Regions from separate parts of the Homo sapiens genome. Here region 2 is linked to region 1. A link is a contact called in ENCODE Hi-C or POLR2A ChIA-PET data. All regions are on one chromosome and are shown on one strand. Each heading gives the region's core, a stretch centred on a gene start or an enhancer-like site at or near the end of the contact. The rest is flanking DNA. Distances are from core to core; before and after follow the strand shown.

Evidence for each region. A loop is a pair of places that touch in the nucleus more often than their neighbours do. ChIA-PET counts read pairs that join two places held with the same protein, here RNA polymerase II (POLR2A). Pooled maps may share reads with other maps.
Region 2: a pooled map shows a loop between it and region 1 (9-fold over the local background). The contact joins the promoter of CLK4 here to the promoter of DDX41 in region 1. A Hi-C loop is called at or near these places in 1 of 37 single-sample maps with no recorded cell type and 5 of 50 pooled maps. POLR2A ChIA-PET finds 5 or more read pairs at or near these places in 1 of 52 experiments (activated CD4-positive, alpha-beta memory T cell).

Annotation. Positions count from the first base shown.
Region 1 is chr5:177,515,672-177,518,601 of GRCh38, reverse strand. DDX41 (DEAD-box helicase 41) reads left to right here and starts at 1,641. Exons shown (of 17, transcript NM_016222.4): 1 at 1,641-1,683; 2 at 1,767-1,877; 3 at 2,155-2,314; 4 at 2,409-2,483; 5 at 2,613-2,673; 6 at 2,781-2,917. The coding sequence starts at 1,657. RefSeq lists enhancers at 1,277-1,546, 1,575-2,399.
Region 2 is chr5:178,625,742-178,628,647 of GRCh38, reverse strand. CLK4 (CDC like kinase 4) reads left to right here and starts at 1,598. Exons shown (of 13, transcript NM_020666.3): 1 at 1,598-1,702. RefSeq lists enhancers at 1,630-2,239, 1,972-2,652.

The DNA.
Region 1 (2,930 bases), core at 392-2,891:
GCCCAGCACACACTCTTGAAGGCAAGAAAGCACAGAGCTGACCAAGTCATTCCTTAGAAGTCTCTAATAAAGTTGAAACCACTTACTCTGACAGTCACAGCAGGCATGCTCTGGTCGCAATCTCCTTTTCTGGCCTTAGGTCTGGCTTCCCCATCCCACCCTTGCCGCAATGCTGTTGCCTAGTGAATCTGTGTACTTGCACATCGCCAGACCTGTATTCCTGCAGCGCCCTGGCCCAGGACGCCTCTCCTCTCCCGGCCTGAGATTGCCATGTATTTGGGTGTTGTGAGCAGGACCAGAAACCATGTCCTCCTCCATCCCTCCCAGGTTGAGACCCACCATGGGACTGGCAGTAAGCACCAGCTTATTTTTTTTATAGAGATGGGGTCTTGCTATGTTGTCCAAGCTGGTCTTGAACTCCTGGCTTCAAGCGATCCTCCTGCCTTGGCCTCCCAGAGAGCTGGGATTACAGGAATGAGCCACTGTGCCCAGCCTAAGCTTTCTTTACTAAAGAAGACTTCATGAATTCCTGTGTATCCTTCACATCCCAGCTAAGAGGCCATTGTACTGTGAAAACTATGACACTTCGAAAAGCGGTACCTTGTCTTAGGATCTTTCTCTTTAAGACCAGTTATCTGTCTATATTTCTAGTCTCAATCTACATAAGCTCCTCGCACACCAGGTATGTGTCTTGATTATCATCTGCTTGAGCGCAGTGCCAGCGCCCAGCACACACTCTTGAAGGCAAGAAAGCACAGAGCTGACCAAGTCATTCCTTAGAAGTCTCTAATAAAGTTGAAACCACTTACTCTGACAGTCACAGCAGGCATGCTCTGGTCGCAATCTCCTTTTCTGGCCTTAGGTCTGGCTTCCCCATCCCACCCTTGCCGCAATGCTGTTGCCTGGTGAATCTGTGTACTTGCACATCGCCAGACCTGTATTCCTGCAGCGCCCTGGCCCAGGACGCCTCTCCTCTCCCGGCCTGAGATTGCCACGCTTCCCTGGAAGCGCCCCCCAGGCAGCTCTGTTAGAGCATTTACAGTAATAACCGTTTACATTTATACAGGGCCTCCCACTTCAAAACCACTGCCATCCGTATCTGATGCGTGCCCCACCAGTGAACGTATGTGTCACACAGGCGCAGTCAGGGAGGCAGGGTGTGTCGAGCGGTTTATCCCGCAACCCCGGCGTCCCCGGCAGGGATGAAAGCGCAGGGCCCACGCGAACTCGGCCCGCAGCTCCCGGCCCTAGAGGACGCACTGTCCGCCGGCAGGGGCGTGCCCAAGACGCCATGCTCTGGGAGAGGTTGGGCACCTGGCAGGCCGCCCCGACTCCGGATCAGCTGTCTCCGCTGCGTACGTCTTCCTCTTCCAATGGGCTTGGATTGAGCCTTCTAGCGCATATTCCAAGTCCTCCAATGTCCCACAATGCCTTGCAGCCGGTTTCGCCCTCGGTCCTGGCAACTGTCGCGTAACCACCCATGAAAGCGTCCATGCCTCGCCGTGCGATAGTATCTCCGGAACAAATTTGTCCCTCTGCGCGATCCGGAACTCCGAGGTCGTTCCTACGCGCCGTCGTTCGCCTCTTCACATCGGATTGGGTCTCACGCAAGGATGAGGCGGGGTTTCGCCGTGGCGCGCATGCGTGCAGCAAAGAATGGAGGAGTCGGAACCCGAACGGAAGGTAGGAGAGAGGCGAGACCCCGCGCGTGTGGGAGCGGGCGTGAAGAGGGGAGCAGGCCGTGCCTGACTGGCGTGTGCTTGCAGCGGGCTCGCACCGACGAGGTGCCTGCCGGAGGAAGCCGCTCCGAGGCGGAAGATGAGGACGACGAGGACTACGTGCCCTATGTGCCGTTACGGCAGCGCCGGCAGCTACTGGTGAGGGGCACGCGTCCGGGGAGGGATGGGGCCGTGACCGCGGGGTCGCAGGGGGCGGGCGTGGCCTCGGCCTCCGTGGGGAGGAGGGCAGTCTGAGGAGTGAGCTTCAGTACACCAGGGCGCGGCCCCCAGACAAACGAGGGACCGACGGCTTGATCTGAGGGGTAGGGCAGCTTTGCGCCTCGGGCACAGGATCCTCGCCCCAAAGCCAGGATCCTGACGCTGACCTTGTGGACTCCATGCCCATCCTATCTGTGGATCCCGGGTGGAACCTCAGCTCCAGAAGCTGCTGCAGCGAAGACGCAAGGGAGCTGCGGAGGAAGAGCAGCAGGACAGCGGTAGTGAACCCCGGGGAGATGAGGACGACATCCCGCTAGGCCCTCAGTCCAACGTCAGCCTCCTGGATCAGCACCAGCACCTTAAAGAGAAGGCTGAAGGTGGGCTGGGCAGCACTGCCTGGGCGAGAAAGAAGAAGCTGAGCCTGGTACACCGTTTTGGTATCTGTCTGACATCTTCCACTTCTTTTCTCAGCGCGCAAAGAGTCTGCCAAGGAGAAGCAGCTGAAGGAAGAAGAGAAGATCCTGGAGAGTGTTGCCGAGGGCCGAGGTATGGTTGTAGCCAGGATAGTGAGAAGGTGGACTGAGTCTTCTCCTCCCAGCCCCAGGCATGTTATATCTCAAGGGATCTGGCTTCTCAGAAGCAGGAGCCAGCCCTGAGCCATGTCTCTCTCTTCAGCATTGATGTCAGTGAAGGAGATGGCTAAGGGCATTACGTATGATGACCCCATCAAAACCAGGTATGTCTGTACAGTCTGCAGTTGCCCTTGCTTAGGATGGTACATGCAGGGATGCTCCCAGGCCAGCTATTCCCAGGGCTCTCTTGATCCCTGTTACCCATCCACAGCTGGACTCCACCCCGTTATGTTCTGAGCATGTCTGAAGAGCGACATGAGCGCGTGCGGAAGAAATACCACATCCTGGTGGAGGGAGACGGTATCCCACCACCCATCAAGAGCTTCAAGGAAATGAAGTTTCCTGCAGGTAGTCAGGGGCT
Region 2 (2,906 bases), core at 349-2,848, 1.1 Mb before region 1:
AGCTCAACATTCTATCTAATAGATTCCCTTGAGACGGGATGTGTAATCAATTGTAGAACCAATACATTTCACTCTTTGGGCAAAATCTGTTAGCATACCAGGTGGCTCCAAATACTCCACTATTTGAGGACTTCACATCTAACTGGAGTAGTCAGGAGCCGGGAAATGGGTGGGAACTCATGTCAGAGACAGCATCTTAAAGAAATGGCCTTTCAAGGATGAGTAAGATTTAAATTTGTAGATGCAAAAATGGTGGCTATTCTAGATGAAAATAATATCATTTGTTTCATTCTGTAGCATAAAGAGTTTACCCTTCCAGTTTTCCAAGTTTCTTTTCAACTTCGCTTCTTGGAGTGCAATCTCCATGAAAATTCAACTTACTTTTTGAAATGCTGTACAATCTCCGAGATTTATCTAAATTTACCCTACTTACCCAAACCAGATGGCACAAGTTTCTATCATGTTAGATCACTAAAGGTATTTCCGTTCCCTCCTTTCACCTAACAGGATAACAGGTCTCCCACATGCTACTGGGCTAATACCCGCAAGAGTTCAACCCTACCCTCCCAAATTTGATTTCTAGCTTTCCCTTTTATCCAGCGAATCCCCGTCAGAATACAGAAGCCAACCCCCACCCCGCCCGCCGTCCCCCCCCACGATCTTCAGTCTCACCTAAACCCTTTCCCTCACTTACGCCCTTCCTTGCTTTGACACCCTATTCTTGGTTCTCCTCCTCTGCTGATCATTCCTTCTCAGGCCCCTTTCCCTCTGGCCCTTGAGTGTTCCCCACAGGGCTCCGACTTTGACCCTAATATTTCTCATGTTACATACTTACACGGGGGAACTGCCTGAGGGTCCTCAGAACTGCAGAATACCTTATTTGAGGTAAGCAAGCCCCATAACGGACTATCACTAGCTCAGAGACATTTTTCAGCCTTGAATAAAATCAGCCCGCAGGGACAAAAAAAAATGGGGAAAACTTCGTTAGGGAAACTTCCAGCGACCTTAACTGCTCAGGAGGTAGGGATCCTAACAGGAAAACCTTGTCAGGAGTCTCCATTGAAACCTCCGGGTTTTTGTTTTGTTCTGAATAGGAGCACGTGCCTTGAAAAGATTAGCACCCCTTGAGCTTGTTTTCTGAGACAGCCTCTTTGTCCGAATCCACCTTAGACTGGAAGCGCCAAGTGGGCAGGACAAGCACCCAGTCCAGGGAACAGCCCAGGGACCAGCCAAGGCCCGCCCTAGGCGGTTTTGGGGCCGTTGTCGGGTGCCGGCTGCGGGAGTTGAGGTCCCGGGGGAGGGGGCAGACACGCGGTACACACTGAGGGCGGGACACGGGCGTTCCTTCCCGGTTCCACCCGAGCCCGTAGAGAACGTAAACACCCTCCCGGCCTAGAGGCCCCGGGACCGGGTGGGCGGGGGGGGGGGGGTGGAAATGCTTGGGCCGCGCAGCCGCAGTGTGGAGGCTCGAGCCCCGCTCTTACGTCACGTGGAGCCCCGCCCTTAGGTGGAGCGGCGGGAGCGCGCAAGGTTCTGTCACGCAGGCGCGTTCGCGCGGCGTAGGTGGTGCTAGAGGCGACTCGGGGGATTCTAGGGCGACGGCGCTGCCGCCATTTTGTGGGGTGTTTGTCGCAGCGGCCGAGGAGGGAAGACGGCAGTTTGGCGACATTTCTCGGCCGAAGGGCCATTTGCTTTTGCGGAGGTAGGGTTGCAGATGGTGTGTGCTGGGACAGGCGGCTGTCGGTCTTTAGGTCTCCGAGCCAGGTGTCGGAGAAACGACCGCGTTAGGGGCCTGGGCTTCTGGAGCTGAGTTGGGAGTTCTGCGAGGCGCTGCTCGGCTGGTGCACGCCGGCAGCACCGAAAGTTGCTCGGGCGTCGCGGTTCTGCCGCTGACCCTTCTCTGAGGGCCCTGGCCGCTCGCGTCGCGGCTCCGGAGGCCGTGGGCTCGCGGTCCCCTGCTGCCTGGCGAGCGCGGCTGTTGGTTAACCCTGTCGGGACCTCTTCCAGCCGGCGGGCGCTAGGACCTGTCGGGAGACCCTTCGAGAGCCGTCTCTGGCATTCGTGTTGTCGGAGATCAAGTCTTCCCCTGGATTCCTGGCCTGGGCCGTTTGTAGCGTTTCGGGGGTTTTCCAGAGTCAAGCATTTGCCCCTGTCTTGAGTGCGCCAAAGGCACTGGCCGGGTGCCCAGGAGCCGGGAGGTGGGGACCGGGCGTCCGTGCAAATCCAGGTGGTTGAGGGCAGTAGCTGCTTGTGAGAGGTGGAAATTTGCGGAGGCTAGTCCTCTGTGCTATGCTGAACACAACATTGTTGCAGCGAACCTGCGTTTCTGGTGGTTTTGCATCTTATTATCCCTGGTTGCCTAAATAGTCCAGATAGGCTTATCCGATCCTTAGGAAACCGCCCCGCAAACTGAACTCGCCAGCCACTTTGTCTTGCCTCATAGCTGTCCTGTGCGATTGTGCTTTTTACACACCCCTACAGGCTTGTAACCCATTAAATGCAGTCCTCTTGGAGCCATCCAATCCTAAACTTATAACCTGTTTCGATGTTTTTAAGCCATGTACGTAGCGTAAAGTTGTCAAGAACTACAGGATCTTAAGGGCAGTGGCGATGGATCTACATATGAGATCCATTGTGTCATTATTTTTTGAAAGATACCTACTCTAGCATGTGGGATGCTTTATTAGAGGCAGTGTCATGATTCTAGATAGCTTTTCTTTTTTATGTATGCGAAGGAACCTTACCACGTAGAACGTGGGTCGGGTGATCTTTGTGCCTCCAGATAAAATATTTTTGAACATTGCAGGGTGAGTGGGGGAGGTCAGAGGCTGGGACTAACAGCTGAATTACATTTGAAGTAGTGAACTTGAGAAGAATTTTGGACTCTCACAACGGAGCTCGTTCTT